2 separate regions of the Mus musculus genome follow, and region 1 is linked to region 2. A link is a loop called in an ENCODE intact Hi-C map of the cell type or tissue named here. Cell type or tissue: heart. All regions are shown on one strand. Each heading gives the region's core, and the rest is flanking DNA. Links, peaks and the distances in the headings are about the cores only.

Evidence for each region. A loop is a pair of places that touch in the nucleus more often than their neighbours do. Peaks named below come from ENCODE experiments on the same cell type or tissue, not always from the same donor. Only the 100,000 strongest peaks of a DNase experiment are listed, where the experiment ranks them.
Region 1: it touches region 2 in a loop (2.5-fold over the local background); 3 of 42 quality-filtered maps call a loop at or near these places.

The regions. Positions count from the first base shown.
Region 1 is chr16:78,196,679-78,212,511 of GRCm38, reverse strand. No RefSeq gene overlaps it. Among named protein-coding and RNA genes, the nearest start is that of Gm31613, 18 kb to the left of the region's middle. In heart, for the core only: a CTCF peak has its summit at 7,723 (motif pointing right); no DNase peak of the experiment used is centred there.
Region 2 is chr16:78,252,071-78,267,903 of GRCm38, reverse strand. It overlaps E330011O21Rik (RIKEN cDNA E330011O21 gene), which reads left to right and starts at 12,450. Exons shown (of 4, transcript NR_045698.1): 1 at 12,450-12,544; 2 at 14,437-14,467. In heart, for the core only: no CTCF peak of the experiment used is centred there; a DNase peak (open chromatin) is centred at 8,723; H3K27ac peaks cover 380 bases.

The DNA.
Region 1 (15,833 bases), core at 3,106-11,105, 54 kb after region 2:
TGTTATGGGGTAGGGGTGGGGTGACAGATGAGATAAACAGCTACTGTACATATGAGGAGGGCAAACAAGAATAATGCTAAGAGAATAAGAGAAAAAAAAGTCACAAACACACTCTCATATAGAACTGCACTGGACAGCTGCTTGGATGCGGGAGAAAATGCTGGTAGATAATATTGGAAGTGCAAGCTAAGACAAGGAAGGCCTTCGGAGAGCAAGGGCCCTGGGGAGCTAGCCCCTTGGAAGACAAATAAGGACAATTCTCTCAAACTCATGGCCTCGGTAGATATCAATCACGTGACTTCCATCCACTGTTAGGGCCTCTTAAATAACCTCTTGGGTTCCCTTACTGTGGTTTAACGTTTTAGAAGAGAAAAACTGAATTCAGTCATTAAGTCTTGACTCAAATTCAGAAAGTCATGGCTTCAACGCTGTAAAGAATTAGCTCCCTGGTACTGAATAAGATGTTTCCTTACAAGCCCAACTTCCCTTCTCCTCCGCCCATGGTAGACACGGACTTACGGCAAGAGTACGTGACTTTTAAAAACAAAAGGCAGATATAGGTCAGCAAGGTGTGTGGGTAGGTTAGAACCCTGGAGCTTAATCAAAACAACTTGGGTAATTGACTCTAAAACTGATTTATGCGAAGCAACAGTGTTTCACAATAAAGGCTCCTGTGTGCCTTTAAGAGTATGACTGAGATTAGTAATCAAGCAATAACAATTAACACGTTTCCTGAATTTGGAGAGGTTCCTGTGTCAAATACTCGGACAAATTCCCTTCCTAAGAGCATGGAATTTTTATGAGTCCCCATGGAGCCAACAACAAACAGCATTCGTACTTGACATCACAACCTGACTGTTAAAAGAACGAAACAGATCACATCTGAAGTGGCCTCATGTTAGGGAAGTCGAACAACTTGAGAATTCCAGAAATATGGATTCGGTTTCTTTCGTGAAGTACGCAGGCTGGGATGGGTGTTCTAGTCTCTCCGGATGAAGGGGAGGGAGCTGGGTGTCTGCTACGCAGGGACTTCCCAAGCACCTGTTCAGCTTGAGGAATTTGTTTTGGTTTGCTTGTTGTGTAGCAAAGCAGTCGTTCCGCCACACCTCTTGCTTCAGTCATGGGTATGCTCTTTGGGTTCCACTTCCTGGTACTGTTCCTTTCCTCTTCTCTGGGAGTCCCACTGGTCCTGAAGAGTTGTCACTTTCTGCTTATGGTGGACAAGGACAAGTGCCCTGTAGTCTTTCCCCCTTGCTTTCTATGCCAGACATGTTGAGTTTCCATTTTTCTTAATTTCTTTTTCTTATAAAATTGTATGTACTGGTGTGTGTGTGTGTGTGTGTGTGTGTGTGTGTGTGTGTGTGGCTATGAACATGTGTATAAGAGTGTCTTTGGAGATCAGAAGAGGTCATCAGATCCCCTGGCATTGGAGACACATGTACGCAGCTGTGAACTACCCAACACGGGTACTGAGAACTGAACATGAATCCTCTGCAAGAGCAGTAAGAACTCTTAACCACAGAGACAATTAAGAAGTCTTAACTCTCTAGCCCCAGATGGTGAGTGAACACTCTATTCTAATGGCCTTATGGTATGTAAGTTCCTCAGAAACACAAGTTTGAAGATGTCTGAGATTATTCACCTGCATATTTCCCGTATTTGCCTATTTGAATATTTCTGCCTAAACCTATCTTATCATAGACCTATATCTCAAACTTGGTTTCTACTTAGTATTATCATGGATGGATCTCCACTAGTATATAGTGTATATATTTTTAGATCTACAGGTCTCTCTTTCTCTCCCTCCTTCTCTCCCTCCTTCCCTCCTTCTCTCTCTTTTTCCCTTCTCTCTGTCTCCCCTTCCTCTTCCTCCTTTTGGTTGTAAGCCTCAGCCTTTAACACATGAGTCATATTTCTAACCCTCTACCTGTTTTTTAACCAAGGGTTCACATAGCCCATGCTAACTTCCAACTCCCTTTGATCCTCCTGTCTCCATCTTCTCCACCACACCCAGTCTTATGCAGTGTGGAAGATCCAACCCAGGGCTTTATACATTTGAGAAGAAAACCCTAGCACTGGCCGCATTGTCAGTCCCAGGGCAGTTAAATGCTCATTGTTTTAGCTTTGTACCTAATGACGTGTGCTTCACAGCCTTTCCTAATTAGAAGGTGTCCTTTTGAGACTCGATTACTGGAGTAGGGCGATTCCTGCACTAAATTCCTAAGGGTTTCTCTCTCTTTTTTTCTTTTCTTAAACCTGTCCACATAGCAAGCCCTGCACTCATCCTCTCCTGATTATTACTACACAGAGATTTCAGAAGTCACATTCAGTGCCCTTTTGGATGTTTGTTCCATGTGATGAAGTCATTGATGACGCTTGCTGCCTAACAATCTTAACCAAGCTTCTTGTTAGCGATTCTTGGGCAATATCCTTTTTATACAGTTTTAGTCTTTGTGAGTCACCTGATCAAAGACTGCTCCCTAGCAAGGACTCTCAAGATACCACACGTGGAGTCACCATGTGTGCTCCCCTTCCCAAAACTGCCTCCATTTTGGTCACCCAAGCCTCACAACTGCTTGCAAGGAATGGCTACCTCCTCCCGATCCACCTCCTTTTCCGTGGAACTCCGCTGCTCCCAGCTGCTCCCTAGATACTCATTACCTGATGAATGAATAATGAATATGTGGTGAATTTATACAATTAAATATTATTCAGCTGTTAAGAAAAAAAGGAAATCATGAAAGTCACAGGATCTGGAAACAGAATCCCCCACAGTACAGGTAGCTAGAACCAGAAAAGCAAGGGTCATGTGTTGTTTATGATTGGGGTGTGTGTTATATTTGCAGTGCCCATTAGAGGTCATGAAAATAGTAAGGGGCTATGCTGGGCCATCTCAAAGAGAGTGGAGACAACAAGAGAGCAATGGTTTAAAGGGTTAAAGGAAGATAATGGAGTAGGAATGGTTAAATGAGGCAGGAGCCGGGAGGGCAGGGTAGATGAGGGAATATGGCGAGGGCTCACTTACTGTAAAGGCATTTTGAAAAGCCAGATGGGAATCTGCAACTATAAAAGCTTCCTGAAGTGTATACATGTGCATATATAAACAATTTTAAATGGAGCTATCCTATAATAATCGGAAATAATGCCCCTAACTGAACCTATAGGTAACAAATAAGTGTTCAGTACCAGAAATGGGGTACCTCTTGATCAGTGAGGTCCCATATACTCCCCACACATTATAAGATACTGCAGAACTTGATGGCAAGATACTATTACTGAAGACACCACACACTTGAGTCCCAGAACATGGAGAGATCACGCTGGTACCGACCTATAAGTTCGGTACCTACTGCCAAACCTTCCTGGTGCTAGAAATTGCTTGCACATGCTACCAAAGGAAAAAAAAGTAGTCATTGATTTTACCCAGATGTGACTCTGATAACAAGAAGCCTGGCAGGGAATGCTCACCAGTATAATAGTGGTATAAATATGAGAGTAACCAATTACTTTCTAATTGGATATATGACTGGTTCACAAGTTGAAATCCATACCTGACATGATTATCAAAGCTAAGAACCCATGGGTTGACAGGTCATAGGCTCGAGTAGAAAACCTAAACTATTACTGTGAAAAAAGGTATAATGTATTAGTCAGGGTTCTCCAGAGACACACAACTTACAGAATGTTCGATATGTTATGGGAATTTATTGTAATGACTTAACTGTTAAGTCTATAGTCCAACTAACTCAACAATGGCCAGCTGTGAATGGAAAGTCCAAAAATCTAGTAGTTGCTATTGTCCTGCAAGGTAGTTGTTTCAGCTGCTATTCTGTATAAGCTGGAATCCTGAAGACGTAGGTTCTGACAGATGTGCTGGGCAAGTAAGTGCAAGCAGGCAAAGAAGAGTGAGTGAGCCTTCCACCAATGTCCTTATGTAGGCCTGCAGCAGAAGGTGTGGCTCAGATTAAAGGTGTGTACCACCGTGCCTGGATCTGGAACGTGCTTTGTCCCAGGCTGACCTTAAGATAAGATATCTGCTTGCCTCAATCTCCTGGAATTAAAGGTGTATACTACCTTGCCTGGGCCTCAGCTTTTCATGGCTACGATGCCTCAAGATCTCCATGTCATGGCCTGGGTCAGAAGCCTTTGTCTTTCAGGTTCATGATCCGGATCACAGGTGAACCCTCCAATTCTGGATTGTAGTTCATTCCAGATGTATTTATGTTGACATCCAGGAGTAGCCATCACATATGGTATTAAAACAATCACAGTGACTCATCATCATATCCATAGATGAGTGTGTTTCTTAGTCTTTCTTAGAGAAACCTCTTCTTGCAGTAGACGGGCAATTAATCAAAGACCTACAAGTGGTAAATGTTCAGAAAATAAAAGACCGGGGAATGTTTGGTCCTCAGTGGTTTCTCATATCCCTCCTATCAAGGTTCAGAATTATGGTAGAGAAGACACGTGAGAGCCAGCAGCAGTAAACTATAAGGAAAACGTGTTGTTGTTGTTGTTGTTTTTTTCCAAACACAGCAAAGCATTTACATCTGATCACACAGTGGTTGTGACAGCATGCAAAAGACTGGTACAAGCTCAAACCAGCACGGAGAGGAGATGCAGACATGAAGTCCACCCTAGCTAAAGAGCTGTTGGCGATTGATAACTGATAGGAGAGAGTTGGTTTTCTTTAAGGGTGAAGCCATTGGTAGATTACCTATGTTTCAATGGAGAGTTATATATCCTACAGGATTTGGACAGTACAGCTGTACTCTATGGGTTTAAAACAGAAAGAGAGAGAGAGAGAGAGAGAGAGAGAGAGAGAGAGAGAGAGAGAGAGAGAGAGGGAGAGGGAGAGAGGGAGAGGGAGGGAGAGCGGGAGAGGGAGGGAGAGGGAGAGGGGAGAGGGAGGGAGAGGGGGAGAGGGAGGGAGAGGGGGAGAGGGAGAGGGAGGGAGAGCAGGAGAGGGAGGGAGAGGTGGAGAGGGAGGGAGAGGGGGAGAGGGAGGGAGAGGGGGAGAGGGAGAGCAAACACAATGTTAGGTGGGAAGGGTGGAAATGTATTTGAGAGGAATTACGGGAGGGATGAATATGATGAAATTACACCCTTCAACTCTCAAAGTAATTAAAAATGAGAGGGGAATCCATTTTTAAGAGCACATATGTTGAGTTACACAGAAAGGGATTTATCAGGACACATTTTTGTTCTCATCTCATTCAGCTCCCTGGATAGAATATCTGATAGCATCTGTTGATGGGAGTTGAAAAACAAAACAAAACAACCAACAACCCTAACCCACACCCCCACGCTCTGAGACAGATAAATCCATGATGTGAATCTGTCAATTATAGTGACATCTACTTCATACCATTTTTTCTTAGTGTGTTTCTCCACTAACTAACTAACTAACTAACTAACTAAGTAAGTAAGTAACTAATTTTACATCCCTCTCCTCTGAGTACCCTGCTCGCAAGCCCCCATCCTCCCATTCCCTTTTCCTCTGAGAGGGTGGAGGCCTCTCTGGGTATTCCCCAACTCTGGCATATCAAGTCACTGTCGGACCTCTCCCACTGAGGCCAGACAAGGCAGCAGCCCATTTAGGGGAACAGGATCTACAGACAGGAAACAGATTCAGGGACAGCCCCCACTCAGTTATTGGGAATCCACATGAAGACCAAGCTACATATGTGCAGGTGACTTATGTTCGGCCCATGTATGCTTTTTGGTTGGTGACTTAATCTCTGGGAGCCCCCAAAGTGTCCAGGTCACCTGTCCCTGTTAATCTTCCTGTGGAGTCTTTATCACAACCAGGTCCCTCAATCCTTCCCCCAGGTCTTCTATAAGATTCCCTCAGCAATCTCCAATGTTTGGGTGTGGATCTCTGCTTCTGTTTCAGTCAGCTGCTGGATAGATCCTCTCAGAGAAGAGTTATGATAGGCTCCTGTTTGCAAGCATAATAGTGTCAGGGATTGGATCTTGCCCATGGGCTGGGTCTCAAGTCGGGCCGGTCATTGGATGGTGATTTTCTTAGTCTCTGCTCCATCTTTGTCCCTGTAGGTAGGACACATTTTGGATCAAAGGTTTTGTGGGTGGGTTGGTTGGTGTCTTTATCTCGCTACTAGAAGTCTTGCCTGGATACAAGTGGTGGCCACTTCAGGCTCAAGTCACCTAATGCTAGGAGTCTCAGCTAGAGTTGTCCTCATAGATTCCCCATAGCGGCCCACCCATCCAGATCTCTGCATGTCTTAGAGATCCACCCCCCCCCAATATGCCAATTTCCATTGACTCTTGGCCCTCTCTCCCTGGCTCTCCCTATACCTTATCCCAATTCCCTTCTCCATCCCCTCTCCCACACGGTTCTTTTCCTCCATCAACCACCGATAACGGTTTTATTTCCCTTTCCAAGTGAGATTCAAGCAGACTCCATTGGGCCCTCCTTGTTATTTAGCATTTTTGGATTCTGTATCTTAGTGTGGTTACCTTGTACTTTCTGGCTAATATCCACTTACTACATACCATGCATGTCCTTTCGGGACTGGGTTACCTCGCTCAAGATGATATTTTCTAGTTCCATCCATTTGCCTGCCAATTTCATGATGTCCTTGTCTTTAATAGCTGAGCAGTATTCCATTGTATAGATGTACCACATTCTCTTTATCCATTCTTCCATTGAGGGAGATCTGGGTTGTTTCCAGTTTCTGGTTATTATGAAAAAAAAGCTGCTATGAATATATCTTTCTATCCAATTAGAACATGCTATTTAAAATTTCTGAAAATCAAACAGAACCTTCAGAAAAGTCTGCTATCCTCTGGGCAGAAGCGACAGAACATAGCAATGAACGAGGAGGTTGAGTATGGATCCTTCCCCTTTCATTTTTATATTTCCTTTGTCAGTTTGCCCAATAATGTGTATTATATATTTTTAAAAAAAACTAAGGAAACTCAAGGCCTACTGTGTTCATGGCTTTGAAAATCCCGGTGCATAATAACTCACTTCAGAATACACACTTCTCAGGCATTGGTTTTTTTTGCTCTCATCTCCTTAGTCTTAGCAAGAGTAAAGAATTTGCAATCACAGACTCTGCCTGCCTTTTCCTGTCTCATTAACAAGAGCAACATAAAGTGTCCTGTGCACGACGAGCCAGGCCAGTGAGGGTTGGATTTAATATTTCTATCAACATTTTCTGTTACAGGAAAAGTTTTTAGTTTACAAATTGAGAGAATGTGGGCATATGGTGTTTTAAAAGTACCCCCCCCCACACACACCTAAGCTAAAAATAAAAACCCCTTGCTGAAATTATATCATATGCTGATCCCCTCAGGAGACTTTGCTACCCAGGTAGACCTGAAGAAGAATGTGAAAGAAAAGTTTATGACATCACCTTTAAATTTTAATTCCATCTATAGGTTCATTGCACTACAAAATTAGAAAGAAAAAAAAAAAAAAAAGAAGAAGTATTCTAGTTGGGAGAAAAGCCCCTACTTTTCCTTCCACATTTCCTAATTTGACCCTGTAGAAGTAGTTATTTATAGTGTTCATGTATGCACACATATAAATATTATATATCCAAATATATATATATACTGTATATGTATATATATGTACACATATATACATATATCATATATTTATATCATATGTCATGTGTATCAGTATATATCATTTAAAAAAAAAGATTTATTTATTATTATTATAATACACAAGTACACTGTAGCTGTCTTCAGATGCACCAGAAGAGGGCATCAGGTCTCATTACAGGTGGTTGTGAGTTACCATGTGGTTGTTGGGATTTGACTCAAGACCTTCGGAAGAGCAGTCAGTGCTCTTAATCGCTAAGCCATCTCACCATCCCCCTCCTTTTCACTTTACTCAACTGTTTTAGGTCCTGAGAATCAGCAGCCTTGAAGCTGGAACAACGTCAAGCTTTCTTTGTTGTGAACACAGCCCAGAGCATAAGGGAGAGATTACTGAAAACACGGTGCTAGCAATGATGTCATCGTCTCCCTCCAGTGTTTGCTGAGAAGAGCAGGGGACCAACTGGACCCAGTGCACACTGGAGTGTTGAGCCAATCAGACCTACCTCTCAGGGTTGCCTGATGGAGCTCCTGCAAGCGCGTTCCTTAAGATCCGGGGGCCGGATTTATGCCCCTGAAAGCCTTTCTCCTCAAACAATTGGAGTGATTGTGTTTTCATTAAGTCCTCAGATTCATTAGAGACAGATTGAATTTCCTTAAAATACAATGTGATAAGATGATTGTATTATAACTATGATGTCTCAAGAACTCATTTTCTCTCTTCCCTTCTGTTTTTCTTTCTTTATCGATGAGATTGTTGCTATGTTTCCCAAGCTGGTCTCCGACTACTTCCCACGTTGACCTCCTGAGTAGTTTAGACTGCAACACACCCCAGTGGGCCCTGCTCCAATCTAGTTGTTTTTTGTAAAAACCCATCTTCATTTTTTTAATAACTTATTTATATATTTTATTTTATACACATTGGTGATGTGATTGCAGGTATGTCTCTCTGTGTGTCTCAGATCCCCGGGAACAGGAGTTGCAGACAGTTGTGAGCTGCCATGTGGGCACTGAGACTTGAACCCAGGTCCTCTGATCTCTTAACTGCTGAGCTGTCTCTCCAGTTCTCTAATCTAGTTTTTATGAAAGTAGTCATGTACAGGGTTAAAATATTAGTTTGTGATGAAAAGTTACAAGTAAAACCAAATTACTTTTTGTTTGTTTGTTTGTTTGTTTCGAGACAGGGTTTCTCTGTGTAGCCCTGGCTATCCTGGAACTCACTCTGTAGATCAGGCTGGCCTCGAACTCAGAAATCTGCCTGCCTCTGCGTTCCAAGTGTTGGGATTAAAGGCATGTGCCACCACTGCAGGGCTAAATCCACATTACTTGTTTCAGCTTTTCAATGAAATGAAAATTGTTAACTGTACCAAGAGGCTCCATCACAGGCAACATTTCCAGTTCTTTCCCAACATTTCAAGAACAACACAGCTTTCACTCAACTGCTTTGAGTTTCAGCATTTGATAGTTGTTCATTATTTCTTATTATAAAACTAAGAGAATTCAAGACACTAAGCAAACACTTTCTGTTTTCCCGCAGACCCAACTCATTTGACAGAATTCTTGGTTCGATTGAGACACAATGTTTACTCTGCTGTTGCTGTCGTTCCTATCAGAACCGAGTCACACAGGGGTTGGACAACGATTTGCTGTGGACCTTTCACATATGCTTACGGTCAGAGAGTTTTGGTGTTAGACTTCTCTGCCAAGCCTACAGGTAAAGAAGTGTGCCCCCCTACCCCCCATGCTCTCAGGCTAGCAGGAGATCTCGACTTTGCTCTTCTTTCAATAGAAACTGTATTTTAAAACTTGACCTTCTGCAGCTCAGAACCTGTAGTTGATACTCTCTCTTGGGCAGAGCTGGGCAGTGGCAGCTGGCTGTAGCTCCCCTTCAGAGGGTTTCCCTGTCCTTAGGAGGGAAACCAAGAGGTGCTCTGTAGTGTCCTGTGTTGTTGTAGTGTCCTGAGCTGTGGTTTCCAGGTCTTTAGTAATATTAACCTCATTGACAACTTAAATCCACTTTAAATATGTGATTTGTTTGTTGGGTGCAGAGGCCAACATAAACACATGCAGCCTATTTGTATAGTAAGCGACAGGTGAGTGCTTGCTTAGCTCTGTTGCTTTGAACATTTGGAACTTGTACCAGAGAAACCTGCTCACCTCATGAGGGCTAGGAGTCAGAAAGAGGGATTTAGACCGAGGGTCTGATCTTTCAAAGGCATGCCTCCAGTTGCAAAACGTCTCTCCACTAGGCTCTGCCTCCTTTGTTAGTCACTGATCTGTTGTGAAGAGACCATGACCAAGGTAGCTCTTATAAAAGAAAGCATTAAGAGGGGGGCTTGTTTGCAGTTCCAGAGGCTTCATCCATTAGCATCATGGCAGGAAGCATGTTAGCAGGCATGCATGGTGCTGGAGAAGTAGCTAAGAGCTACACCCTGAGCCATAGGTGGCTAGACACTAGGACTAGCATAGGCATTTGAAACCTCAAAGCTCACCAACCCCAGTGAGACACTTCTTCCAACAGGGCCATACCTTTTAATCTTTGTTATCTCTTTAAACGGTTCCATTCCCAGGAGACCGAATCTACACCCTGGCGGGCAGGCATTGTATATGACCCTATGGGGCTCATTGTCATATTCCTCTAGGTGCCATCACCTCCTACGAGGATTGAGTGCGGATGACTCTGCCTTTAGGCCTTGGGGCTCTAGGAGATGCTCTGGCTTCAAACGATAGCAGACTCCAGAGAATGAGAGATGTGCTCTTGGTAGGATTACTCTGAAAAGACCTAAAAAAAACCCAAATCAGTTTCTTGCTCCACTCTTGGAGGCAAAAGGAAAGAAAGACTGTTTGGGACTCTAGCAAAATCTGAAGTTGTTTTGTTTTGGGGAGCTACACGCTACACACTGTGCGAGGGAACATGGCATCTGAAGCTTTCTTTTTGGAATTTGAGAGGGAGCTGGGCAATGACTCGGTGGGTAAAGTGCTTGCCACACACCTATGAGGATTGGAGTTCAGATTCCAAGCAACCAAGTAAATGCCAGGCAGGCGTGGCATCCTGCGTACAGTTCCAGCATGTGGGAGACAGAGGCAGAGAACATACTGGCTAGTTACATTAGCTCGAAGGGCAGGCTTCAGGTTCAAGGGAGAGATCCCGTCTCAGTATATAACATGAACAGAGAGCAAGGATGCCTAATGTTAAACTCTAGCTTCTACACACATGCCAACACGGGTTCTCTACACACATGGACATAAGTGAGCACATGTTCATATGTGTGACCACATGCACACATGTAGCCCAAGATTAAAAATAGAAGGTTCAGTGAACGACTAATAGTGGCACAAAGAGAGAAAGACAAATGGTAAAAAAAAAAAAAAAAAAAAAAAAAAACATACGTAGAAAAAGGGGGGGGGTAGCCTTTGGGGATAGGAATAAAAAGGATGCAACAGTTCATTGTTCCAACTTCGGGATTTGTATGGGAGTTATTTGAAGTTATGTTGGTTTTAGAAAGCATGGGACGCTGAAGTGCTGCAGGCTTGACGCATGTGGCCATCAGTTAGTACCATGTCAGGATTATGACTGGGCACACGAGAAAAAAGGTACATATCTATCTCTATATATGCTGGAGACATTTGTCACGTGATCCCTGGTGTCTTTGTCATGCACACACACACACACATATATATGTACACACACATGTGTACACACACACACACACACACACACACACACACTGGAGCTTCCCAGTCGTCTCTATAGTGTCACATGATCCCTGGTGTCTTTGTCATATATATATATATATACACACACACACATACACACACACACATATATGTACACACACATGTGTATACACACACACACACACACACACACACTGGAGCTTCCCAGTCGTCTCTATAGTGTCACGTGACCCCTGGTGTCTTTGTCATGCACACACACACACACACACACACACACACACATATGTACACACATGTGTACACACACACACACACACACACATACACACACGCGCGCGCACACACACTGGAGCTTCCCAGTCGTCTCTATAGTGTCACATGACAGGGCAGAAGCCATCAGTGTCCTCAGGGTGCTAGAGAGCTTGCTCTTTTGCATGTAGACTCATTGAACATCTACGTCTAGAATCAGCAGGAAGCCCACGCTTTCTTCTGTACATGAAGCTACCTGCCAGTGTGGATTATGGGGAGGGACAGAAAGCCTACTAATGAAGGTTTTAGTAAAGTGACCCAGTTTGTTTGGAGCCCCCACATTCTCTGGTGACACGAATCTGGCCCCTCCCTCATATCTTCTGTGACGTGAGTGCATATGTTTCTAGTTGGGTTTGTCTGTTCCAAGCTGTTAGGAGAGCACAGAATGCCGACATCTGAGTCACTTTACCACTGGCTTCTTATTATTTTCACAGTACCAAGAATTTGGTATTGTTTTGGTATTTTGTGGACAGTAATCTTTAACCACTTCCTCTGTTCCTTTCGTGTTTGTGAGCTTATAACTTAAAATAATTTTTCTTACTGAAATTAGTTCCAGGCAAGTACAAAAAGAAACGTGTTTCATTTTATCTGCCGCAAATATTTGCCCTTCTTACTAAAGATTAACTTTCTCTGAGTAAGGAAGTAACGGCCATGTGATCATTTGGTGGAGGCTCGAAGCCCGCACTAAAACGCCTTATGCTAGAAAAGAAAAAGAGAAGTTATGAAAAAGATTAAGTGAGGCACAATTTTGTTGGTTGGTGATTCTTTTCATTTTTATCTTTTGAGCTTTTTGCACAGTCAGGGGCCAAACTCAGAGTCTCACACCTGAATTTTTAAAGCTAAAGTTTTAAACTGATTTATTTTTTTCCCCCTCCTTGAATGGCTTTTCCTCCATATTCAGCTGTTTTGGGGTTGACATTGATGCTGGGCTCAGCACTTTGGAAGCAGAAAGATTCTGGATTTGAGGCTAGCGTAGAGTTGATATTGATACCCTGGAGGAAAAGGAAGTAAAGCAGACAGGGGTAGAAGGCTCCTCTGTTTCCACAGATAGAAACAGCCTCCTCATTTATAATTTTCCTAATCAACTATCTACTATCTATCTATTATATCTCTCTCCATCCATCCATCCATCCATCCATCCATCCATCCATCCATCTACCCATCCATCATCTACGCATTTCTTTCTTACATTTTTTTAATTTATTGATTGATTTACTTCTGCATGGGTGTTTGTGTGTCAATGAGCAAGCTGGCTAGCTAGGTAGATTACTTCAGTCACCAAACTCTGGGCTCAAGTGAGAAACTCTGCCTCCTTATAGAAGGTGGAAAACAATCAAGGAAGACGCTGGCCATCAACTTCTGGCCTCCATGTGTGCATCTGTACACGCACCTGTGTGTGCTCGTGTGCATGGGGTGTGGGGTGTGGGGTGTGGGGTGTGGGGTGTGAGTCTCTCTTCCTGTCATGTGTCCCCGGATTGAATTCAGATCAGGCTTCGTGATAAGTACCAGCTGAAGGTACTCGCTCTCTCGCTCTGTCTCTCTCTCAACGTCTGTCTGTCTCAACACTACTTTAATTTGCCACTGAGTGTTCTTAAAATTACTACAAAAACCGGAAGCCTGATTTGGCATAGGGTTCTCAGTTTTGGAAGAGAAAAAAGAAAAATCTAACAGAATTTTAGGTAACTGCGAAATTTCATGAGAATATAATCCTTATTAGTAGCATTAAACTCAGCCCGCAAGTAACAGATTACTGTGTTTTCACAGCCCACTTTGTGTTGATCGTCTTTACGTTCCTTTCCGCCCCGCCCCACCCTTCTATTCCCAGTAGCCCCCTCAGAATGCTGCATTAACTTTCAACCTTCATTTTTTGTCTTTGAGCAAAAGGCGATCACGTCAATTTCCAAATGGCTTAGTAGTTTCATAGGCGTTATTTTGGGAGCTCAGTGGGCAACGTGGCTTTTTTTTGAGAGAGAACAGCGACATCTCTTGGCCGTCACGGGTACTGCGCGTTCAGGGGAGGTTGCAAATTGCACCTCATTGGGTTCTCCGAAGACATACATCTGTGAGGCGAAGTTTTCAGTGGTTGTTGTGGTCGAAAGCAGAGCCCACACGAAAACATCCGAGAGTCAGGAAATGATGACAGCGGTGCTAATCTCATTCTGATGTTTGACAGGTGCCTGACTGGTACTGTGATGGTTTTTAAACGATCAACTGTTCTTTGACAATCTTTCCTTTAGAAATAGAGTCTAACCATTTCCTTGGGTGTGGGCTTAACCAACTGACCAGCACTTTAGGAATGTAATCTGACAGAAGTGTTGGGGAGTGGGGGTGGGGCCGCTACTTTCAAGGGTAAGTCCTAGAAAGCCATAGAGCCATTTTCTTTCATCTCTGGGAGCTGTTACAACTAAGGACCTGCAAGTCCTTTTCTAGAGAAGTCCACGTGGTGAGAAAGTGATCCAATCTAACCATACATCAAGTAGGGAGCTGAGGCACCATGGGACTGAGTTATCTTTCGAAGCCTGCCTCAGTCTCCGGGAAATCTTATCTATGTCCTCAGTCAATCGTAACTGTACCCACATCAGAGATCCAAGCTATTCAGCTGAAATCCTTCCAGATCCCATACAAACACTGTCATATAATACAATTTGTAAGTAGAATTAACAGAGCCAGTAAGATATAATGAAAGATAAATTATTTCCCCATTTATGTATATAAAGAGGTATTGGATGGTCTGAACTTAAATACACTTTACATTATTCAAAGTAAGAGTTCTTAGCAAATAGAACTTTGGGTGCTTGGGAATCAAGCAGGACTATGGTGTGAGAGTCCAAGACAGTGCGCTGTGTAATAAGTGTGTCCTGTACAAAGTTTGGGAACCATATGTAAGCATACTAAACATGGCTTTACTTTAAAAGCTTTTAGGCATATAGAATGACTGTTTTGGATTTGAAAAATTTATTACTTTTAATACTTGACACATGCATTTCTCATGTCAGTGGGAATATGAAAACAGAAAAAAAGTTCCATTCAGAATTAAAATTTCCAAGAAAGTGATTATTTGAGTATAAATAGGTGAGTATTAATTAAACAGGAAGGGAGTTTTTTTCCCCTTATTGATTTAAGATACATGAGGGCTAATATAAAAAATGAGAACATGTTAATTTGCCTACACAAAGAGTGGAAAGGACAGGTTATAGGTGTTCTAAGTCACTCTGTATGTGCGGTGCCGTTAACTACAGCAGGCTGTTTATTGAAAATAGAAGACGCAAAGCACCCCCTGGTGGCCGTTGTTGAAGTAACCGTCCAACTGCAAGAGAAGGCTTATAAACTTTTTTGAGACAGTATTTAAATGGGATCTGTCATTCTTTAAGTAAACTTACCGATGGCTCTGGATTTGTAGTTTGCTGGACACAATAACTCAGTGTTTTCTAAAAGCTAATTCAGCAACATTGGATAGTCTTGTTTTATAGAAGAAAAACCCTTTTCAGGTCAAGGCATTAGGGAAACACAATGTGTGGAGTTTTTTTTTTTTTTTTTTTTTTTTTTTTTTTTTTTTTTTTTTTCAAAGCAGGTCACATAAGAATGACGCAAGAAATAACTGAATCGCAGCACAAGGGACCCTTCATGTTATAAATCGAAGTACAGCGTCTTCCAAAACAAAACAATAAAACAAAACAAAAGAAAACAAAACACTTTGTGCTTTAATCCAAGACCCCTTGTTGGTGTGAGAAGAGGCAGGCAAGGAATTAGAGAGATAAGCAGTCATGACTCTGAGGCAGGTGTGGGATGCAGACCAGGAGCAGTGTGGGATGGGCAGAGTCCTTCCTCCACTTCCGGGGCCACCGGGGCAGGCAGAGGATGCAAGCGAAGCCGGTGAGGGGATTGCTAAAGCCTGTGGCTGTCCTGACATCCCCTAGTCTGGATAAGCAAAGGCTTTAGTAAACTGTTGTTTGGACTAAACAGAAAATGCTGCAACAAAAAGGATAATAATCAGGCTTTGTGAATCTGCTAATTACTGTTTGCACTGCAAGACTGAGAGACTTCTCTGTATTGTCTCTGAGGATGGGGACACCAACACAATGCGTCACAGTCTTCTCTTTTTCTCTCTCCCTCTCTCGCTCCAACCCTCACTTTCTCTTTCCCTCACCCACTCTCTCTCCTTCCTTCCTTCCTTCCTTCCTTCCTTCCTTCCTTCCTTCCTTCCTTCCTTCCTTCCTTCCTTCCTTCCTTCTTTCCTTCTAGCCAGGAAGATTTTTTCAAGGGTTTGCTCA
Region 2 (15,833 bases), core at 4,425-12,424:
TGGGACCATCCCCTAGGCCAGAGATCAGATCGGGGATATATAAAATAGAGAAGGCATGCTGAGCCTCAGCAGGCATGCCTTGCTTTCTGCTCTCTGCTTGGGATGTAAGGGGAGTGGCATTTTCAAGCCCCCCACTGTTCAGACTTCCCTGCCATGTTTGACTATATTCTTGAACTGTGAGCCTTTTTTTCCTCTGACCTTGCTTTGGTCAGAGTATTTTATCACAGCAACAGGAAGTGAAACTAAGACAACTTGGCTTCCCTAATGTAAATATGTACACACTAGCAGTTTCACACTCACAGGAAACCCATGGCATTGAAATTATATATGACCATGAAGGCATAAACTCTCAGCAGTGGCTCCCAGAAGTCCTTGGAAAACCTGTACCTACCAGTCAGATCAATAGCTCTCTATTTGCTTTTTTGATGCTTGGTTTTTGAAACTCACCAGGCGTTATCCTAGTCTCTGCCAAATAGCTTCACACCATGCTGGGAAGCCCCTGGTACAGGGCTATTAAACTAAAAATTACAGGAGACCTTTGTTTTGACCAAAACTACACTGGGGCTGGGGAGATAACTGGGTTGGTAGAGTGCTTGCCTTGCCAGTGTGAAGACCCAAGTTTAAGCCCCCAAACCCACATTAAGAGCTGAGCTGCTAAGCTCAACCATTACAAAAGCATGAAGTAAGTCTTAAAAATATTTCAACCCCCAAACTTTGCCAGTTGTGTGTTTACCTGCCCCTTGATTCATAGGCAAAACAATGAATGCTTTTCTTTCCTAAATTCACATTATTAAAAGGCTTCTACCTTGTTGTTGGTACTTAAGGAAAAACCCTCAGATAGCCTATTGCTATAGCATAGCCTTTGTATGGGAGAAAGATGAAGAAAGTCCTTCGTAGTCGTGGTTCATTGGACAGGTGTTGACATGCTCAACTGTAGTAGAAATTTGATTTTCTTTACCAGGAGTTTTCCCTTAATGGGTTTTTATCGCTACAATACCATGACCATTCCTACCGTCCACGTCCAGAAATGATTTCATCTTCTCAAACTGGACATCTATGTCTGAGAGACTAGGAGTTTGACTAAAGAGGTAGACAGATAGGGAGAGGGGCACGGCTAGGTAACAAAGGGGGCAGATTTCCAAGATGGCCGAATTCTCCGCTCTCCCGACTTGAGACAAGAGCTTAAAACAAAGGTCTTGTTGACTTTTGTCTACCTGCTGATGGTCTGGATCATTAGGGTCAAAGTAGAATCAGGATAAGTTACAGTACAGTTCTGGACCTATCAACCATTTTGTTTTAATTCAAACAGGCCAACCCTAAATTTAGGGAGGAAAACGCTCAGAAACTTCAACCCCTACACCCAAGCCCTGGAGAAGAGACAGGATTTTTCCAATTTCCTAGTGTCCCCACCCCCACTTCTGATTCTTAGAGGGTCTCTTTCTCTGTATGCCTGGGCATGTATGTGTTTCCTTGCCCCCCAATAAAGACTTTTCTTCAACTGCTGATTCTGCCTGCAGTGTTTGCTATTTCTCTGCTGTTACCTGATGCTTCAGATTTCCCCTGCCTTTGGATTCTGTAACTGGCAGAGAGCACATCCGATCAAGACCCCTAGAGTGTATTCTGTCCATTTGGTGGTATGCCCTATGTTTTCCTCTCCCCCAGTTCTTTACCAGTCTCTTCTCTAAATGCAGATATCTCTCAGTCATCTCTGTGGTAGAAGGTATTTTTAATGAGAATGGAAGCGGATGCAGTTTCTATCAGTTTCTATCACGCGTCGATGGTGTCTTTCTGTTTCATGATCCTTAGAAAACATGGCCTGGGCCCGGGTGTCTGACTGCATCCCCATGGAATTTTGTTGCTTTAAGCAATCGAGCCAAGATTTGGTAACCGACCTTAAGCCTTGCTCAACTTCTGACTCCTTTTAAGCCTCAGGTTTTCGTCCTATGCTTCCAGCTGTTCTAACACCTCCTGCCTGCCAGTACTGACTCTTTATGCATGGGGGCTTCCGGCTTATCTATACTTCGAAGACAGTGAACTAGGTAATATTAAAGGTATTTGTGCTCTACGTTGCTACTCTGTGCTCAAGAAAAGCAAGTACTATTTATGATGTTGTAGGCAAGATACAGAAGGTAGAAGGTGGTTAGAAAGGAAACAAAACAGCTCCCAGTAGTGCTATTTCTTATGCCGTGATATAAGCATGTATGCCAAAAACACCGTTGAGTTTGAAAGTTCAACCAGTGGTCAACAAAGAGTTAACCACAAGTCAAGGCAGATCAGGAGTTTGGAAACATAAGAATGTGGCAGAGATTATCTGTAAGTCAGTACAAAGATTTCATATCCTGCCCCTAATCCTGGAAATATTGGAGATCACATAGGGGCCTTTGGATAGGGCTACTTTGTCTTCCCAGGCAGTGGTTTTGACTTTCACCCCAAGGCAGCCCCAGCCCAGGGAAAGCCAGGGCTTGCTATTTGATAGGACTATTTGCATTTCAAAGCTAATCAGCACTGAATAATGGGCTGGTAAGAGAAGAGTAAGAGGGTTATTGTGTGGGTTTTATTATTGTGTAAACTTGGGAATGCAAGCTGAGCGGGCTCTGGGAGCTCACTCGAATTCCAGCAGATAAGAAAGTGGCTTATGTAAAAGGGCTTTTAATGAGCGAGTTACTCATTACTTCCCCCGCAGCGAGAGAGCCTGGCACCAATCACGTGACTGCCGGGCTTCACAAGGAAGTAAAAACAAAAAGTGAAGAGAAAAACTATTACTCATACTCCTGTCTGAAGGTAAAAAACAAACAAACAACAACAAAAAAACATGCCTTACATCTCTGGCCTTCATCCACCTGCAGCTTTTGAAAAGCTTTTCTAGTTTGAGTTAAGGAACGATGGTGGCGTTTAGTTCGCCAGCTCAGATTTAACAATTACAACTCCAGTCAGTCGCGTCCAGCGAGCGCGACTCAGCCAGGGAAGGAGGAAGATATTGATCCTGCCTTTCCATCCCACAGAGTTGATTTGATTAGTCTGGGGTGAGTCCTGGTAAACACTATTTTCTCTTAGTTCCCACTTGGCTTGCTCGGGTGGCTTGAGACCAGGTAGGTGGCTCAGTGGGTTAAAGGCTCTTGCCTACAAGCCGGAGGGCTGGAGCTCCAAGGGCTCAGGTGTGGAAGGAGAGAACCGACTCTAGCTAGCCAACTTCCACACACACCCCTGACTGTGAGCAATACACACACGAAAGATTCTACTACACAAGATGACCTCTGGAAAGGCCTGATGGATGCCGCTATTGTCTACGGTGCACTCTCCAGTTTTGTCTTGTTTTGAGACAAGGGCTCACTGGGTGGGTCAGGCTTGCTTAAAACTTGCTCTATAGTCTAAGCTGACTTCAAACTCACGATGTTCCTGATGATCCTGTAGCCACCTTTCCAAGTACTGAAATGACAGGCATATGTTGCCACTCCAGGCACGTCCTAAAGTTTAAGTGAACACATCTATTGTTTTTTAATAGAGCACATGTGAAAAATCTGTGTCTATAAACCTAAATAATGTAAATACCAACATAATGTATATGTAGAAATATGCAGAAAAATATGCAATTGTTAAAAATATGAATAGTAAGTACTTTCTACACCCCTGAGCGTGCTTTGTTTACATCTTAGAAACCACTGTTGCACACATAGGAGGGATCAGCTCCCTGGCATGGAAGGCTAGCTTCTGTTCTGACACAGTCCCTCCTTCTCTTATTATTATATTTCCCTACCTGTCTTAGGTTATCGTTGTTGCTTTGTGTGTGTTTGTGTGCATGCATGCATGTGTGTGTGTGTGCACAAGTATGTGTGGAGGCCACAGGACAACCTGGGTGTTCTTCACTGCTTACTTTACTTTTGGAATTAAGATCCCTTTTTAGATCGGAACTTGCTTAAGTAGCCTAGGCTAGCCTGCCAGTGAGCAGGGGATCTAGCTTTCCCCACCTTTGCAACACTGGGATTCAAGCTCATGCCACCATATGTACATTGTTTTTTTTTTTTTTTAATGGGCTCTAGACATATGAAGAACTGAAGTCTTTATTCTTGCAAGGAGCACTTTACTGATTGATTGAGCTCTCCACAGCCCTCTTGTTGTTGAGTCAACTTCCATGTCTGTAGTAGACAGTTGGCGGTCACTAGCGTGAACTACCTGACATGTGGTATCTATGAAATAAAGAGAGGTTTATTTAGCTCACAGTTTTGGAAGTTCAAGTTCAAGATGGGTAAGCCTGGTACTGGATGCATGAGGTCACTGGGAGACAACAACGGTTGAGCGCCATGACGGAATGAACAGTGACTTCTAAAGCCATCCTAGAAAGAGAGCGATTGTGTGCCTCCATCTCTATCAAGGGCACACCCCCAATAACCCAAGGACCTCTCATGAGCTTGTTAGACAACATCTCTTGAAGGTTCTACCAGCTTCTAATAGTTCCGCAGTGGCAAGTGATACTCTATGATATGGGCCGTTGAGAGGAAACACCCCCTGAATCTAAGCTATACCAAAACACCACTTGTCTGTATTGCTGTTGTCTTTGATGTTGTTTTGTCAGTGATTTATTCCCAACTAGTCTAAGTACATATTCTGGAGTACTCTCAGATGGGAGCTTGTTTATAAACTGGCTTCTCAAAGGATGACGGACAAAGGACAGGGCAGAAGCAACACAATTAAACAAAGTTCTCAGCCAGCCTCACAGGTGCTAGGTCTGGGCTACAGTGATGGTTTGTATATGCTCCGCCCAGGGAGTGGCACTATTAGAAGGTGTGGCCTTGTTGGAGTAGGTGTGTCACTGTGGATGTGGGCTTTAAGAGCCTCATCCTAGCTTCCTGGAAGCCAGTCTTCTCCTAGCAGCCTTCAGATGAAGATCTAGAACTCTCAGTTCCTCCTGCACCATGCCTGCTTGGATGCTACTTTATTTCTGCCATGCCTATAATGAACTGAACCTCTGGACCTGTAAGCCAGCCCCAATTAAATGTTGTCCTTATTAAAGTTGCCTTGGTCATGGTGTCTGTTCACAACAGTAAAACCCTAAGACAGCTACCCCTTCAGAACTGCCCAATTTGGAAGCAAATGGATTATACTGCATCTTCCCATCCATCCATTAAACAGTCTTCAAATAGGGGCTTTTCTTGGGTAAGCTGCTTCTGTTTAAGGCAGATCCTGGAAAGCCATCACCTCCTCTGGCCAGCTATTGTGGGGATAAATGCCCGAATCTCAAGCCAGGACCTGGGTGCTCATCACTATTTGTCATGGTCAACTAGCTCACTCAAAGATATCGTTCTTTCTGATTCTGTGAATATTTCCTTCTAGTTTTTGCTTCATTTTTCTCCCAAGTTTCTACCTATACTTCACTTATATGATTTAAGTACAAAAGACAGGAATAGTTAGGACAGTATAATGGCTTTTCTGTTTTACCCAATTTAAAATTTTAGTCTTTATTTTGAAGTCATTTTGTTCCTAATTATGTTAAATATTAATTTTTCTCCAGCATTAGGAAAATGTAATAACAAATTAGTGGACATTTTTTTCTAGCAACTTTATAGTAGGGCAGTTTTTACAATAATAGATTTCAAATAAACTTGTGGCTTCTTAACGCTCTCACCCATTATGTTGAAAAATTACTATGAACTTCTTTTGGGGCACAAGTGATCCTTGCTCTGAAGAAACTGAAAAGCACTGAGTTGATAGAACACTAAATAATGAAAAAATTCTAATAGCTGCTTTTCTGTTTTGTTTTCGGTGGTGGTGGTGCGTGCATGCATGCGTATGTGTGTGTGTGTGTGTGTGTGTGTGTGTGTGTGTGTGTGTACAGGAGAAGATATGTGGTGTGTGTGGAACAGAGATCACCTTTTGTCGTTCCTCAGAAAACAAGCCCCTCCTTTTGAGACAGGGTTTCTCACTGGCTTGAACCTTACCTCCTAGGTTAGTTAGCCTGGCTGGCCCTTAGGCTCAGGGATTCCCCTTTGCTTCCCCTGTGCTGGTATTACAAGAACACACTACCAACACTTGACAGAAAAAATGTGTATATGTGTGTATAATATACATACAGACAGATATGCATACACACATACACATACATGCATGCATACATGCATGGTGAGTGTATACATTTCATAGCTAGAGAAGAAAAGGGAAGGAACCATCTGGTGGCCAAGCTTGAGAGAAGTAACAGGTGATGAAATAGAAGAGAGGCTGGAAGGTCAGAGAGGGTGACCCAGGGAAGCAAAACTCCTCTGACAGGAACAGGGGCCAAGAAGGCAAGCAAGGGAATGAGCAGCAGGTTTTGTTCCAGCGGGAGTTTTACAGACCTCGTAAATACGTGTTAGGCTGTGTCCTGCAGAAAGCAGAGCATACAGGAGCCTGTAAGGAAACGATAAGGACTCTAAGAACATCACCTCCTAAGACTTAAGTCTGAATCTCTTAAACTTCAAACTCTTTCCCCTATTATAACCTCCCTATTTTCTCATTGGCCTGGCACGCACACAGGGCTGCTAATTTCCAAGATGCAATCCATCTTCCCTTATTCTCACAGTGCTCTGCTTAATCCACGGTTATAGCCTTGGTTACTTTGCCTCTTGACCAGGTTCTTTGATTTCTCTCTCAGTCTCAGCTTGTGTGCATGTTGAGAATGGACAGAGCCTTGGTGGTCTTTGCTCCACCCTCCGTCAGGGGCTCAAAGACAGTAGCATCCAGGGATGGTTACTTAAAATGGTGATTTCTAAGGGTGAGATATTAAGAATTCTGAACGCCATTTCCTCCGACAAACTGACCACATACATTACAAGAAGGTACGACACCAAAAGCTGCTTAATAGCTGCCTCAAGGCACATTTAAATACACCTCTCTGCTTGAAGAATCTGTCTTACTCGACCTGCAGCTTGTTTCTGATCCAACAGACAGAAGTAATTCTGTCACATGCTAGAAATGGTTGACAAGGCGGAAGTTTATGGCAAGTCACTTACTAGGAAAAAGCATGTTATTACAAGGCGAGTACAACTTTTTGGAAATGATAATGTATAGACACTCGTGAGGAGACTTTTCTAGCTCTCCTGGTTTTACTGTATTAAAGAAACACAATTTTCTATTATCATTGCTTCATTGAAAAAAAAAAAAAAAACAGAAGGAACAGTCATAATGATCAAACTTGACTTTTTTTGTGTTACAAAGTTTATAGTGTTTCAGCTGTGCCCTGTGCAGTTGGACTTTAGCACTTGGATCGATAAGAGCTATCAAGTTTTATAAGACAGAAACTTTACACAAAGGCATTTTTTTATTGCTTAGGTCATAGTTGGTTTTGACTCTCTACCTGCTCTGTGCTTATGGCTAGGTTTACATTAGGGGGAGGAAGTCTCTGGACACGTTCTCCCAGAATGCTCCTAGGTGGAGGCCAAGGAAAACATGAGCTCGGACTCTTCGTCACTGAATGAGTCATAGGTAGGGAGGAACAACAAAGGTACCATAGTTGTCTTGTTTTGAAAACTATCTCTTATAATCACTCCTGGGAGAGCCAGGGAGAGAAGAAGTCTGTGACACGAGTGACTTCTCACTCCTTTGGTAAATAAACAACCTCGGGGATTCCCTGGGCCTCATCCTTCAGCAAATAAGACCAGGTACTGAACTGAGGGCAGTGTCTCACCAGCTGGGGAGCACCGAGGCCTTGTCTAGCAGAGAAGGTATTTACTCCGGTGAGGAACACAGCTCAGTGGTAGCGTACTTGTCTACTGTGTGAAAACACTATATTTAGAACCTGCCCAGACAATGAAATAACTAGTAAACATAAATAAATTAATTAGAAATAAAGGTATTTATTCAACTGAAGAAAAGAATGAGTGAATGAATGAATGAATGAATGAATGAAAGAAAAGGCACACCAAATGTAGCCAAGGCAGAAGAGTTTGACAAAAGCTAGTTTTGAAATCTGGAGCTTATTATAATATTAGTGTGAAAAGTATGACAGAGGCAGAAACTTGATAGCACAGGTTGAGCCAAGGCAGGGACTTAAGGTTCGTGTCCCAGGAAAACCAGGCAGGAAACTCTCTTACACATAGAATGGCTTGCCTGCTGTGCTGCCTGGTAGGGGTTCCACTGCCAGGTCTAGGATTCATATCAAGTTGGACTATTATTTCTGACGGACAACAATTAATATATGTCAAAATATGGAGTAGGTCACAGCAGTTCCTAACCTGTGGCTTGCAACTATCAGAAAACACCTATTTCCGATGGTCCTCGAAGTCCTAACCATACATTTAGTATCATTGCTACTTCATAACTGTAATTTTTCTACAGAGAGAGATAACCCAGTTCCTAAGACCTTTGGAAATATGTGTTTTCTAGTGGTCACCACCCATGGGAGAACTCTGAATGTTTCTAACACAAAGAAATAATAGAGTCATAGGTATGCAAATTTACTCTGCTCTGAATAGTATACATTCTATGTATTTAAATGTCACATGATACTTTGTGAACATGCACAATTAGTCTGTGTTGATTAAAAGTTTAAGTATGTTTTTTTTTTTAGGAGAAGAAAATCATTTCTAAATATTAGTGCCATCCTCTCTGACACACGGTGTCCTCCTCTGTTCTCCTAATCCCAGGCCCGGGAGCTGTTTTGTAGTTTGAGTGATATGTGTTAGTACATCCTACTAGCTATTTTTAAGGCATGTGAGAGAGCTGTTCAGTAAGGGTTTGCTTGCCAGCAACTGGGGCTTCCAGCCAGACTCTGGAGTGCTACAGAAATGTAGACAGCCTCGTCTGCAGGCTTTCAGACTGGACCAGACAGGAAGCAGATATAAGCCCCCTGGCTTGACTTGAGTAGCAATTTAGCATAGGTGTTGATTTAGGAAGATCTAAAAGATGTACAATTAATGCCAAGGCAAATGAGAGGTGAGCGGAAGATGGCAGATTATGGGTAGCGCTTCCTTATCATTACACATTTGAACACTGAGCTGCTAAGATGGCAGCTAAAAATAAAATGTAGTGGTGTATTTGTACACCAGTAGCTTTTGTCCCTTGGCTGGGTTTCTAACCTTAACTCCACAAAGTTAATTTTCTGAGAAAAAAAAAATTCATGTTAAGTTGCAAAGTTGGGGTAAGGTTCATTTTTCAGTTTATGGGTAGAGGAGTTCTGAAACTGGAGAATTGTTTATACAGTTGGTGCCTGGCCCCATGGGTTCAGTATGTATGGGTTTTTTTTTTTTTAGTATAATATAGATATAAAATCCTGCTATTCTGTCAATGCATGTTCAAAACCCAGAACTAGAAGAAAAAAATCCCTCTGATCCCTCTGATCTCTCTATGGGATTCAGTGTCTAGAGACCCAGGCTCTAAGCTAGTCTGTACATTCCATCTATGAAGACGAATCGGAGACACTTGGGCCCTTACCCATTATTTATTTACTTTAATTAAGACACAATTATTATAAACTTGGTTATCAGGTTTATCTAGCCCAGAGGAGGCCAGCGGAGCTCAGCGCTGCACACACGTTTTCTTGGCATTAACAGTTGCACAAGAGATTTTTCCTATTCATTATTCATTGCTTAGAGCAGGCACAGCTACTGCATAAGGTTAATGTCCGAGTGCATGATGGTCCTACAAAGACAAGAAGGACTGTGAACGGTAGGTATATAAACCACAAGAGCTCTCTGGAAGTTAGCCATGGTGAGAGGGACATAGAATTGGAGTTCCCCGTTGCTACAATGAATCACTTTTCGCTTACCATTAGGACGCTATAACAAGTGACACGTGTTTGTCGGTGCAGATGTTTACACTGGGTCTGAAATAGAACTGGAGCCCCAAGATCTGAGCGTCGTGATGCATAGGTTTCAGGACTATCATGTGAGGCTGAGTAGGCTAAAGCACTTGCTGCTAAGCCTCACGACCTGAGTTCAAGCCCCCAGGGGCCACACGGTGAAGAGGGGAAACAAGTCCCCAAAGTTGTCATCTAACTCCACACACAGACCAGGACAGCCCCCTCAAACCTACACACATAAAATAATCAAATGCTAAAAAGGTTTTACAAATAAGATAGAATATACAATGATTAATTTTTTGGTGGCATCTTAACATTTCTGTGTGTAGGATGCTGATGTGTCTGCAGGTGCATGTGCGTGCACACACGTGTGCTTGAACCTAATGAGCCATCTTGCCAGCCTCATATTATAGTACTGAAGCATGAGTTGCGTGCATGCACACACACACACACACACACACACACACACACACACACACACACACACACACACGTGGAGGCCAGAGGTCAAACTCAGGTGTCATTCTTGTGGACATCAGCTGTCTACTTTGAGACGGTCTCTTTTACTGGCCTGAAACTCACCTTTAGGCTAGAGCGACTATCCACTGAGCCCCAGCCAGCCTCCGGCCTCATTCACCCAGTTCTAGGATTATAGGTTGTTGCTACTTTTTCTGGCATTTTTATGTGGGGTCTAGAATCAAACTTAGGTTCTCATGCTTGCCCAGCAGGCACCTTACAGACTAAGCTACTTCCATAGCCCTGATTTCTACCAACGTCTGATTTCAAACCATGAAACTTTGCACGAAAACTGTTTATAGGTAATTTATAAATTTCTTACTCTTAGGTCTCTGTAATAATTACTTTCCTAATTGCTGTGATAATATCATTGACAAAAAGAAACGTGAGGAACCAAGGTTTGATTTGGGGGGTCCTAGTTTGAAGGTACAGTTCACCAATGTAGGAAGGGCATGGCAGAAGGAACACAAAGAAAAAGCTGGTCACATTTTGTCCACAGTCAGAGGAGGAGGAGGAGGAAGAGGAGGAGAAGGACAAGGACAGAGACAGGAACAGGGAGAGAGAGATGCATGTGCTCAGCTCATGTCGTCTTTTCTCTATAGTCTAGGACCCTCTGGAATGGTGTCAACTACATGTAGAATGGGTTTTCCTGCTGTAAGGAACTCAATCTTGGAAGTCCCTCCTAGACAGGCCAGAGATTTATTTCCGTGATGATTCTAAACCCTATGGAACTGACGATCAGTATTAACCATCACAGTGTCCTTCGTCCAAATCACCAAAACATCCACGAAGGAACTGAGATGGCTTCTTTCTTAGGTTATTTGTGTTTGTCTCCTGAAGGAGCGGTTGGCTTATCTATGGGAGTTATTTGGAAATGGAGGTCAAAACTTACATGAGCCATAAGTAACTTCATCCCTAACAGTCTTGCGACAGGTTGCACGTTCATCTTCCAACCCTCACGTTTCAAATTCCTGTGTTGAAATACTCACTGTCCCCAGTGTACATTACTAACTAGGAGGCTAGACATTAGAAGGTGATTAGATCTTGAAAGCAGAGTCTCCTGTGAATGTACTAGTGTTCTACAGGGCTCAGAGAACTACCATGTTATTATATGGTGTGTACCTATCCCCTCTGAACTGAAGCATCACTTTGTGGAGGGAGGAGGAAGGCTCAGGAAGTGAAAGAGAGTCCCAAGGCTCATTAAGCCCTTCCCTGAGACTTTTAAAAGCAGCACAGTTGCTAAGCAGAGAGGACTCAACAGAGCTGCCTGCAAGTGAGTCAGGGATGTCTGCGGATGCAGCTTGTGTGAGTCGTCACCATGTACCAGTGGGCCTTTTAGTGATGCGGCTACCTTGGTACCCATGCTACATAGCCTCAGTAAATTCACTAGCTCCCCAGACTTGACGAGAGTAGAGTCATTTCTTCATTCTGTCTGGGAGGTCAGAGGAAGAGTTGCAGGAGACCTTATCTCTTTGCACTATGCGGGTCCAGACGACTGAATCAGGTCCTCGGGCTGGGTAGTAGGTATACACACCTACTATAGTAGGTGTACATGCCTACTGGGCCATTTTGCTAGTCCAGAAAGACTTATTATTTGTGTCTTATTTTCCTACTTTTGATATCTGGATCTCAGTGTGAATGTGATTTCGGAACATACAATAAGAAGCAGAAGGTTTCTGTCTCTATTATTATCTCCAGATTATAGTCATATTTGGTTTGATTTTAGAATAATTTTGTTGGTGGCACTGGGGGGTTTGATACCCCAGACATGGTAAGCCTGTGCTCTACACCACTGCTACCTGCAGCCTCACAGACACCTTTGAAAAGCGTTTTCTTGTGTGTGTGTACGTACAAAGTGGAGACTAAGAAAACTATTTCCAAGTTAATCTGAGGTGCAAAATTGTTTTGTTTGTTACCTGATGATGCTCACAAACTGAGATACACTGTCTGTATTTGCAAAGGCTAATCAATATGCTAAAACACTGGGGGAAAATGTAAAAGGATTACGAGATGACATTAAATTTCATGTAATAATGCAAGACTCCTCCTCCTCCATGGGACAGTACACATGATTCTCAATTAACAATGGCACAATTTACAGTTTTCAACTTGACTCTGCATTCAGTAGGAATTACATTTTGAACTTCGAGTTTTGATCTTTCCCCAGGTTAACCAGATATAGGACTCCTCTGTCTTGCTACGATGGACAGCCACAAGGATTCACTTGAATAAAAGAAGCAACAGTGGGTGCCAGGCTGTTTGGTAAGTCAGGAGTAGTAAACCCATTTATGATGTGTCCCACATATTATCAATTTATGCAGAACGAAACTCACATTGCAAGTTGCAAATTATGTTTTTCCTTCTTTCCCTTAAAAAAAAAGTGTTAGAGGTTAAAACCCAGGCAGGTTTTAACTTCATAGACTTTTAAAACAGAGCAATAAGGAAAGATGCCAGCCTGGTCTTCAGTGTGAGTTCCAGGACAGCCAGGGCTATACAGAGAAACCCTGTCATTAAAAACCAAATTAGATTAAACCAACCAACAAACAAGCAAAAACTTTCTGGGAATAGATTTGGCAGGAGGAAAAGATGAGAAGATTTAAAGCTGTCACTGAGAAGCAAAACAACAGATTTTCCCCTCCCCTTGTCCTTTCTGCCAGTAAACAGTAATTGACACTATGGTGACCTTCCTCACTGTCATTTTGTAAACATTCTAAGTCTGCAAAATAAATCCGAGGAAAACAACCTGACCTTTCGCACCAATGCAATTTTATTCTTTATACCTTCGGAGCTGGGAGCCTCTTCTTCATAACCTGTTTCTCAGGGGGAAAGGCTTGGGGTGTGGTGAACATACAACACAGCCTAAGACTCCTGCAAAGAGGAAAGGAAGCACAGATCTTGTTGACAGACAACCTCAGCCATTCCTGATGCAGGAATGGATGTCAGATGCAGATACAGGAGCAGGTACCCAGGCAGCATCACTTGTGTTTACTCCACCATTTCTGTCTCAGGTGCCCCCAATGCTTCCTGCCCTACCTCCAGTGGACGCTTCTTTTCTCTCACATTTGTTTCCTTCATGCCCACTTAAATGGCCTTCCATCCCTTGAAGCTTTTGCTTGCTTTAGTTTCATTTTATCTGCTCTTACCCATCTGGTCATCTGAGTAAACCAGTTCTCCCAAGGCTCTTGATCGCCCCTTCAGCTTTTCTATTGGGAATCAAAATGGACCCTTAGGCTTCGTAGGCTCTATGAAATGTCTTCACCTTGTAGACATAATTTGTTCTTAGTCTTATTTGATAGGATAACTCCATTGCCTGACCAGTGGTTCTTCATGGCCATTCAAGGGATCACAGTTAACTTCATTGGCAAATGATGGGGGTGGGGGCTAGAGCAGCTGTACTTATCTGGGTGCACAGCGAAAGTATCCGAGGAACTTTAGAAAATGATTATTTTTGGCTAAATTAGAGAATTAAGTGAGATGCCTTTCATGTAAGATGTTTCAATTGAGAATAATCTCATGTCTAAAAGGGAAAAAATATCCAAAGGAACAGAGAGGGGAGGCTGAAGGGGAGATGGCAGGGAAGATGTACTGTCAAGAGAACTGGAAGCTCAAATTACGGGTGGCAAGGATGGAGAAGTTAATGGCGACATATATTGTGAAAGCTCACATCTGAACTTTGCTTATATAAGTATCTTTCTTCCTAGACTTTAATAGGATTTCTTAACTCCTATTCATTTATAAGATCTTATTAGTCAACTATGTTTAAGAATTTATCCTACAGGAAAGAAATTGACTTGCAACACCCTTGTAGCAGATCTCTAGTCTGGTGAAACTTTTATTGACATATTTCCAGAATTCTTATTCGGGGTCCAGAGAGATGGGTAAGAGCATTTGTTGCTCTTGCAGCGGACCTGGGTTTGGTGTCTAACATCCATGTGGTGGCTCACATCCATCAGTAACTCCATTCGAGGAGATCCAATACCCTCTACTGCCCTCCTCTAGTACCACACAGGTGCGTGATACATATACATACTTGTAGGCAAAATACTCATATATGTAAAGATTAAAAAAAGTGTAAGTAGAAAAATATTATTCATCTTTATATACCCAATTCTATCGTTTTACTAGAGTTTGATTTTGATTTTGATTTCTGGCAGTGCTGTGGATTGAATGGCGGGCCTTGCACAGGTTAGTCTAATAATTGAGAGCTACATTTCCTGCCTTTAAACTTTTACTTATCTCAAATAATAATTCCTTATTTCCTATTTAAGTGATCATTTGGCTGTTTTGTTTTCCTTTATAGACATCTTATAAGTAGAACAACTTGTTCTCTCTCTCTCTCTCTCTCTCTCTCTCTCTCTCTCTCTCTCTCTCACAGACATACACACACAGACACACAGACATACACACAAACAGACACATACACACACAGACACACACACACACATACACACACACAGACACATACACACACACAGACAGACAGACACACACAGACACATACACACACACAGACACACACACAGACACACACAGACACACAGACACAGACACATACACACACACAGACACACACACAGACACACACAGACAGACACAGACACATACACACACACAGACACACACACACACAGACACGGACAGACACAGACACGGACAGACACAGACACACACACACACAGAGAGACACACACACACAGAGAGACACACACAGACACGGACACAGACACGGACACAGACACGGACACAGACACGGACACAGACACGGACACAGACACAGACACACACACACACAGAGAGACACACACACACACAGAGAGACACACACAGACACGGACACAGACACGGACACAGACACGGACACAGACACGGACACACACAGACACGGACACAGACACAGACACAGACACACAGATACACACAGAGACAAACACACACAGACACACACACACAGACACACATACACACAGAGACAAACACACACACACAGACACACACACACACAGACACACATACACACAGAGACAAACACACAGAGACAAACACACACACACAGACACACACAGACACACACACAGACACACACACAGACACACACACAGACACACACACAGACACACACACAGACACACACACAGACACACACAGACACACACACACACACACACACACACTATTCACTCTGTACTGAAGGACTGTCAATCATGGGGCATGATGCTATCTACCTTGACCATATCATATCTGTTATTCCCTGTTTCCATCTTTCTTTCTCTTCACCCTCTTCTGCTGCTTCTATTAGAAAAAAATAAGTATAACATTTTGCCATTCATTATACTCGTACTGATTTCTAGCCCCCTTATAACTTTTAATTTGCAATACTTGTTTTATTTTTATTTTAAATCAAAGCATTTCAAATGGTTTTGCATTATTTTCTGTTTTAATAATGTTGACTGCCCAGGCTATAGTAATATAAATAACTATGAAGGCACAGAACATATCTTGACCAATAAAATATTAAAAACAATGTAAAGGGGTTTGTCTTGATAATGGTTAT